Linked DNA regions of Homo sapiens: regions 2 and 3 are each linked to region 1. The links are chromatin contacts, found by Hi-C in ENCODE. All regions are on one chromosome and are shown on one strand. Each heading gives the region's core, a stretch centred on a gene start or an enhancer-like site at or near the end of the contact. The rest is flanking DNA. Distances are from core to core; before and after follow the strand shown.

Evidence for each region. Hi-C counts contacts between places; a loop is a spot of excess contacts on that map. Pooled maps may share reads with other maps.
Region 2: a loop to region 1 is called in a pooled map, with 5 times the contacts of the local background. The contact joins the promoter of BRSK2 here to the promoter of LSP1 in region 1. A Hi-C loop is called at or near these places in 2 of 37 single-sample maps with no recorded cell type and 6 of 50 pooled maps.
Region 3: a loop to region 1 is called in a map of OCI-LY7, with 5 times the contacts of the local background. The contact joins the enhancer-like site here to the promoter of LSP1 in region 1. A Hi-C loop is called at or near these places in 1 of 168 maps with a recorded cell type or tissue (OCI-LY7), 10 of 37 single-sample maps with no recorded cell type and 6 of 50 pooled maps.

The regions. Positions count from the first base shown.
Region 1 is chr11:1,851,834-1,854,403 of GRCh38, reverse strand. LSP1 (lymphocyte specific protein 1) reads right to left here and starts at 1,320. Exons shown (of 11, transcript NM_002339.3): 1 at 1,207-1,320. The coding sequence starts at 1,259. RefSeq lists enhancers at 1,229-1,548, 2,540-2,570.
Region 2 is chr11:1,388,662-1,391,231 of GRCh38, reverse strand. BRSK2 (BR serine/threonine kinase 2) reads right to left here and starts at 1,298. Exons shown (of 20, transcript NM_001256627.2): 1 at 857-1,298. The coding sequence starts at 947. RefSeq lists a silencer at 1,532-1,901.
Region 3 is chr11:1,520,213-1,522,782 of GRCh38, reverse strand. No RefSeq gene overlaps it. Among named protein-coding and RNA genes, the nearest start is that of MOB2, 35 kb to the right of the region's middle. RefSeq lists enhancers at 575-824, 1,762-2,262, 2,263-2,570. Within about 2 kb of position 1,267, at least 4 of the 41 ENCODE cell types and tissues checked have a DNase peak (open chromatin) inside an H3K27ac peak, as active enhancers do; they include OCI-LY7, where a contact is called at or near this core.

The DNA.
Region 1 (2,570 bases), core at 71-2,570:
TGCACCGCCCCGGGTCGGGTAGACCGGGACCCTCTGCTGTCAGCACCAAGGCAGAGACTGGTAGCAGCCCTGGCTGCAGTTTTGGGGTATGTGAGCGTCACCCTGGGCCTCCTCTCAGGTCCGTCCTGTGTGGCTGCGGGCATCACACTCTTTCTGCAACCTGGGCCCCAGCGCCTTCCCTTCCGCACACCAGGCCACAGCCCCCGCTGACCTGCTCCTAGGCCGGCCTCTATCCCCAGCACCGGATCCCCATCCCCTGACCATTAGCACGTCGCCCCTCTGCCCCTCAAAGCCCTACCTGTCCCTGCACCGCACGCCCTGAGCCCTCCCATCTCTTCTGGGACCTGCACCGGGGGCAACTCGGGTTCCCCTGGCGAGGCTCAGCTGTGATGCCTGGATGCCTGCTGGCCGGCAGCTCCCCTCTGCCAGGGAGCCCAGTTACTAAGCCGCTAGCCCTCTCCACCCACCCCAGCACAGGGCTGGATGCCCATTGGTACCACAGAGTACAGCTGCCCGCTAGGAGGCCTTTGGCAGCGGGGTTTTTCTGCCCAGCTCTGGCAGTCCTACACACAACCTCTGCCATGCCCCCTCATGTCCCCACTCCAACCAACACACGGTGCCTGGCACCCAGCACAGGCACCTGCCAGAATCCTTGGCCTTGTCCTTTACCGCAGGTCAAGGGCAGCTTTGGGTGCCCTGCCCTGAGGCCTGCTGGGCCCCAAGCCTGGCGGCCTCCAGACCCTCAAGGCAGGATAGCCCCTCTCAGATAGTCCTGTGGGCAGGTGGCCAGGCCCGGGCCAGTTCCACCCATCCCAGAACAGCTGCTCCCCAGCCCCCACCTTGCCTCTTCCCAAGCTAACAGGGCCCACAGTCCCCAGCTCCTCCCTGGCAGTCCAGGACACGTCTTGGGGTCTCCTCGCTTCAGGCATCCACCATGGGCTTAGGATCCCACGCGCCTCCCCCAGTGAGTCCAGGGCACAGAGGCAGGCGGAAGAGACCTCCACCCTTGTTGTGAGAGGGGGGTCCCAGCAAGACTTCCTGCCACCTGTCTGTGGGTCCCCAGTTTCCCCATCGGACATCCAAGTTCTCCCATTGGGGGCCCCAGATTCCCCATCAGGCACCTCAGTTCTCCACCCTCCATGCAGCTCAAGGACTATGCACCCGTGGACACGGCACAGGGCGCCGGGCGTCGCCGCAGACCCTTACCCCAGCAACTCTTCCCGCTCCTCGGCACCCGGGTCACTCGAAGCCTCCGCCATCAGCCTGTAGTCTGGGCCCCACAGGGTGCTGGCAGATCCCTGGAGTGGGTGTACGTGCTGTGGCTTTCAGTGCTTTCTGGGGCGGCTTCTGAGCCCCCACCCCCAGCCGAGTTTCACTTCCCCCTTCCGGCTGCAGGTTGAGGTTTGGAACCTGTCTCGGCTTGGGTCAGGGTGTTGTTTTTTAATCTGTTGCTACAAGAGGAGAGGAAGAAAAAAAAAAAAACCCAAACCACCCCTCAGGAAGCGTTAAGCAAGTTACAGGGGCCTGGGGTGACAGAGACGGGGTGCGAGGGCCAAGATGGCCGCAGGCAGCTCTTCATGGCTCGGGGAGGGGGACCCATGTTACCCCTGGTCCCCGCTAGTAGCTCTGGCCATCAGGTCCACCTGTGAGTGGCCAGTTCTCCTGCAGCATCAGGGACAAACACGTCTGTGATCCCATAAGCACCACGTGAGCGTTTTAGCTTCTTTGGGTGAAATCTACCCAGAGGCCGGCTCTCCTACAGGTGCTCATGGAACTTGGTGGAGTCTTTTCTCGAAGCCTGGGGTCATAGCCTTGAGCACATCAAACAGCTGTGGGTCCCAGGTGGCTTTGGGGGCTGTGCCCGGGATGCCCCTGCGTTCTACCCGTCGGGTGCCTTGTTCTGTCTTGGACTGCCTTGCTGATGCCGAGCTGTCGGGCATCCGCCTCGTCCCCCCGCTGCCCCTTGCTCTCCGTGCTCTGGTCGCTGGAGTTGACCACCGAGTGGTTCGTGTCCCCAGGCTCTAAAGGCAGTGCCTCAGGGACCCTCCCAAGAGGCATAGGCCAGCCCGAGGGGAGGGATGGAGGCTGTTTCCAGCCCTCACTGTCCCCAGCTTCTGGGAGTGACCACGCAGTGGCTCCAGGGTCAGGAGGAGGGATGCATGACTGCAGGAGCCAGACCCCAAAAGCTGAGGCAGGGGAGGACTTAAGCTGGGCCAGAGTAGGGCAGCCACAGAGGTGGCGAAGGCTTCCCTGCTGGAAACCTCAGCGCAGGAGAATGGGAGAAGGGAGCCCTGGCCAGCGGCTGGGCCTGAGAAATCCAACCAGCAAGGACTTACAGGGGGTCCCAAGGCAAAGAGGGGCTGGAGAGAGGCCAGGGGTTGGGAGGGCCCTGGGCCCAGAGTGTTGACCCATCAGGGTGGGGCCGAACCGGAGGCCGCCTCCTTGGGACTCAGCGAGCCCCCCACCCACCAAACACACCACAAAGACCAGCAGAGGCTTTCAGAGCCCCACGAGTGGAGGCACCAGAGGGATCCGTGGCCCAGACGATGGGCAGGGCTAAAACCAGATCA
Region 2 (2,570 bases), core at 49-2,548, 460 kb after region 1:
CTCCACAAAGGCGACTCTGTGAATGTGCCTGACCAGATGAAGGGCTAGCCAAACCCAGCGGGCCGGGGAGAGTTGGCCACATGCGAGGGTAGCTGGGTTGCCTCTGGCCTGGGTTCGGCCCCGCAGGGACCCGGCCTGTTCCCTAGAATGACAGCCAGGCCCCACCGGGAAGCCCCCTCCACCGGCAGGCCGCGGGGCTGCTCCACGGGTCAGGTCCCACGCACTTCTGGTCCCAGCACCAATGGCCTCTCCCTGCCCCGTGGGAATGCAGGTCACAGACGCTCCGCCCGCCCGAGCCCGAGCCGGAGCAGCGCAAGGCGCTGTCCAGCCCTCTGCAGGTCCCCGCACTCTCCCGCCCCCACCGCGGAGGGAGATCGGGCCTGCCCGGAGGCCCCGGTGGCCGGCGCGCGGAGGTGGGAGTCCCGCCGGGGGCGCAGCTGCTCGGGCAGCACGCCTATTAGCGCGGCCGCGGCAGACGGCAGATGGGCGCCCGCGCGGCCCCCTCCTCCCGCGGCACAATGGGCCCGGTCGCTGGGGCGCACAATGCGGCCCGGGCCGCGCACCTGCAGCGGGGCCCGAGGGGCGCCGTCCCGTGCGCCCCTGTCCGCCTGCGCGCCCCGCGCCGCGCCGCGTGTCCTTGGGCCGCGCCCGGCCGACCGCAGCCAAGCGGCCTGCGGGATCCGCGGCGGAACCGGGGCGCACGAGCGGACGGGGGCGCACGGGCCGCCCATTGTTCGCGGCCGGGGCCCGGGCCGGGCCTGCGGCTTCGCGGCCGGGGCCTCCCTCGGGCGCCCCCCACCCAGCGCGCTGCCAGCGCGGCCTCCCCGGCCCCGGTCCCCGCCCCGGCCGCACGCACCTGTCTGCCCCTTGCCCAGCGTCTTCTCCAGCCGGTAGGGCCCAACATACTGCGCGTGCTGCGCGCCGCCGTCCTTCCCCGTCGATGTCATCGCTCTGGGGCCCGGCGCCGGCCAGGGGCGCCCGGGCGCGCGGGCAGGGAGGGGCCGCCCAGCGTCCGCCCGCGTCCGCCGAGTGCCGTCCGCGCCGACCCGGCCGGGGCGCCCCCGCGGGCCCCGCTGCTTCGCGCCGCCCGCGTCCGCCCGCGCCGCCGCCCCCCGCGTCCACTCCGACGCGGCAGTCCGAGGCCTGGCCCGCGGCGACGCCTCCGCCTCGTCGAGAGGACAGGGCGGGCGGGGGCACCTGGCTTCCGCCGCCGCCGCCGCCGCCGCCGCCGAGGCCCGCGCCCCGCGCCCCGCGCCCCCAGCGCACGCCCGTCAGCGGCCGCGCAGCCGAGCCGAGCCGAGCCGAGCCGAGCCGTGCAGCTGAGCCGAACAGCCGAGCCCAGCAGCCGAGCCGAGCCGAACAGAGCCGAGACGAGCCGAGCCGCGCAGCTGAGCCGAACAGCCGAGCCCAGCAGCCGAGCCGAGCCGAACAGAGCCGAGCCGCGCAGCCGAGCCATGTAGCCAAGCCGAACAGCCGAGCCCTGTAGCCAAGCCGAACAGCCGAGCCGAACAGCGGAGTCGAGCGCAGCTGAGGGGAGCCGAGCCGGGCCGCGCAACGGAGCCGAGTCGACACGAGCCTGTACGAACGCAGCGGGATGCCGTGGCGGCGGCAAGCGGTGCCCGCGCCGGCCAATCAGCGCCTCCCCACCCCGCCCCGCCGCTACGAGCGCTCGGGGAGACTCTAGGGGGCGAGGCGAGGCCAGGGCGAGGCCGGGACCTGGGAGCCTCCAGCCCGCCGGCTGCCACGTCCGGTCCCACCAGGCAGCAGAGCTCCCGCTGCCGCCCGACCCGCCATTAAGGCGCATCCCGGGACGGAGCAGGCAGTGGGCCCATGGCGAGGGGGTGCAGATGGCTGCCCTGGACGGGGGTTTTACCCTGCAGGGCGTGACCCCGGGTGTCCCAAAGAGTTTCCCGCCCCTCGAGGGGGTGCTGCACGCGCGGGGGATGGGGATGCTGCCCTGGAGGGGGGCGAGTGTTGCATGCGGGGCGGGAGTGCTGTACTGGGGAGAGGTGCTGTATTCGGGGCAGGGGTGCTGCACACATGGGGGGTGCTGCACGCCAGCGAGGGGCATGCTGCGCTGGAGGGGGCGGGTGTTGCATGCAGGGCGCGGATGCGGCACACGTGGCGGGGGGGCTGCATGGGAGTCTGTGGGGCTACTGCACGCGGGCGTTGTCCAAGCAGAGATTGTGCACCCCCAGGGAGGACGTGGCCCTCCGCCTCCGCTCCCGAGGGAGAAGCGGCGGTTTTCCCAGTTATGCCACAGTGACCTGCGCGGCGCGGAGTCAAGGAACTCACCTGGGATCCGGCCGCAGCGCCCTGGCGCCTCCCGGCCCTTGCTACCGACCCCTCTTTCAGGTTGAGCAGCTGGGCAGGGGTTGCCGGGAGCAGCCTTTGGAGGTCTAAACACAGGCAGCCGAAGAGGCAGCCAGACCTGGACGGACCCTCTGTTTCTTTGCAGAAAAACACTGGTATTTCCTTAAGCCCGTGCTGCAGAAGGTGGTGGGAGGGGAGAGGTGAGGGAGACCCGGAACGCTGCAGAAGTGGGGGTCCCAGATCTTGCCCGTGTATGG
Region 3 (2,570 bases), core at 18-2,517, 330 kb after region 1:
TTTACATCTGTTGGGTTAAATAAAATTAATCTTGGCTGTTTCTTTTACTTTTCAATGGGGCCATTAGAACATTTAAAATTATATCCATGGCTCAGATTATGGCTTGTGTTATATTTCTCTTGAACAGCACTGTTATAGAAGATGCTATTCTTGACCCATGGGTTAAGAAAAGTTTTTTTAAACAGGACTAAAAAGTACTCATCATAAAGGAAAAGATAGATAATTTGGTTTACATTAAAATTAAGCAGCTCTGTTTATCAAAGATATTCCTCAAAAACTGAAAAGGCTGGCCGGGGACCGTGGCTCACACCTATAATCCCTGCACTTTGAGGGGCCGAGGCTGGAGGACTGCTTGAGCCCAGGAGTTCAGGACCAGGCTGGGCAACATAGTGAGACCTCATAAATAAATAAATAAATAAAAATAAATTAACTGGACGTGGTGGCATCCGCTACTCAGGGGGACTGAGGTGGGAGGATCCCTTGAGCCCAGGAGGTCGGGGCTGCGGTGAGCCATGATCTCACCACTGTACTCCAGCCTGGGCCACAGAGCAGGACTCTGTTTCAAAAAAAAAAGAAAGCAACTTTTGCAGGGGGAATTTACCATACCTAGAACTTACCGGAGCTCAGATCCAGACTTCCCCACGGGCTCCAACAAAGAACAAGAAACAGCTCGTCCCGTAGAAGATGGGCAGAGGCTTGAACAGATGCCTCATGAAGAAGGACGTGCAAACGGCCCCGAGCCCTGGGAAAGAGCCCTTGACCACGTCTCCCCTGGGGTGAGCCCGGGAAAACCCCAAGCCTTAGACGCACTGCACGTGACAGCGGGTGTCTAGTGAGCACCGCGCCACTAGAGCGGGTGTCAGGGCGCCTTGCTAACCCTTTCCACCTGGTGTGCTCGCTGCTGTGTGGAACTCCCATCTTGTGCTTTTCATCTTCCCATGCTTTGTTTGAATTTCTTCTTTTTATTTTTTAATTATCCTTCTTTCAAATTGCCTTGGAAGTTAGGTACTTTATTTTATTTGATTTTTTGTAGAAGCAGGGTCTCACTGTGTTGTCCAGGATGGTCTCAGACTCCTGGCCTCAAGCCATCCACCCACCTTCACCTTCCAAAGTGCTGGGATTACACTGTGAGCCACCGTGCACACCCTCCTTTAGTGGTTTTCTTACAGCACACGCTAAACCTCCAGGGTCTGATGTTGATTAACAGCTTTATCCGCCTCCCCGAAGTACCCAAGATACTAGACCGCTTCTGGGTACTTCCCCTCTTGAGTTGTGAGCACTTGCTGTGTTTTAAATTCTGTACACTTCGGACCCCCACATGCTACTGCTGTGTTTTAAATTCTGTACACTTCGGACCCCCACATGCTACTTGTACGCTGGTATTTATTTAGGTTGGCTGGTTTTGTGCTCCATCTCTTTGGCTGTACCCTCTCCTTCCTCCTTTGTCCTTCTGGGTTTGTCCTTTTGCGTCTGTGACCAGTTTTCCTCTGCTTGTGCTGCAGCCTTGAGCTTTCTTGGATTTTCTTTCAGGTGACTCTGCTGGGGGCGCCCTCTCAGTCTCTGTCTGAAAATGCCTTCAGTTGTCCTTCATTCTTGGCAGAGCTTTTCGCTGTGTGTCGTGTTCTTGGTTGGCTTGCTTTCAGCCCTCTTTCGACGTGAGGCCGCCGACCTCCGGCTTCCGGCGTTGCTGTGGAGAAGCGGCTGTCAGATGCACTGCTGCTCCCTCGAGGGTATCTGCCACCTCCTGGCCCCAGCTGCTTCTGACGTTTATATTTTTAAATTTTTACATAATTTCAAAGTTAGAAGTTGCCAAAGTAGTGTGAATAATTCCTGCATACCTTCTCCCAGATTGGCCAGTGTCAGCGTTTCTGCCACATCTGCCTTGCCGTTTTCTCTCTCTCAGTACCTGCACGTGGGTCTTTTCTCAGCAGTTTGAGAGTGACTTGCATCTTTACCCCAGCATAGGATAGAATGCACTTCTGCAGGGAGACACCTCGGTGCACCCACACAGAAAGAGATGGTGAAGGGGCCAGACTGCCCGCCCTGTTCAGGATAAACTTTGAAACAGGCTCAGAAGTTACTTCATGTGAGATGTGGGGGAGACACGGAGGCATGGTGTGAGCGAGTGATAGCAGATCAGGCTTGCTGCATACTGGGAGGGGGACTTCAGTGGAAACTGCCAGCACAGAGCAGGACCGTGAGGATGGAGGGAGCCCGGGGGTGGCCAGCCCGATGGCCAGCGTCTCAGTGGCATCTCCCTGGGCTGCAGCCTGAGAGGGGCAGGGCAGCAAGCACGGCTGCTCTCTGGAAGCCCCACTCTCAGTATTGACGTGCAAGTTCACAGTCTAGTTCCTGACGCCGTGGAGACCAAGCCCTTCCCTGGGGACTGGAGGAGAGATGAGCAAAGGGAACAGAACACGACCCTGAGAAACTGGGGATCTGACCCCGGGCCCGCAGAGTGAGCTGCAGAAACAGTGGGCAGTCCCCACATGGCCTTGTTACAGCCTAGATTTCTTACCGAAATAGTTTTTTTGTTTTGGTTTTTATTTTTTGTTTAGAGACCAGGCTGG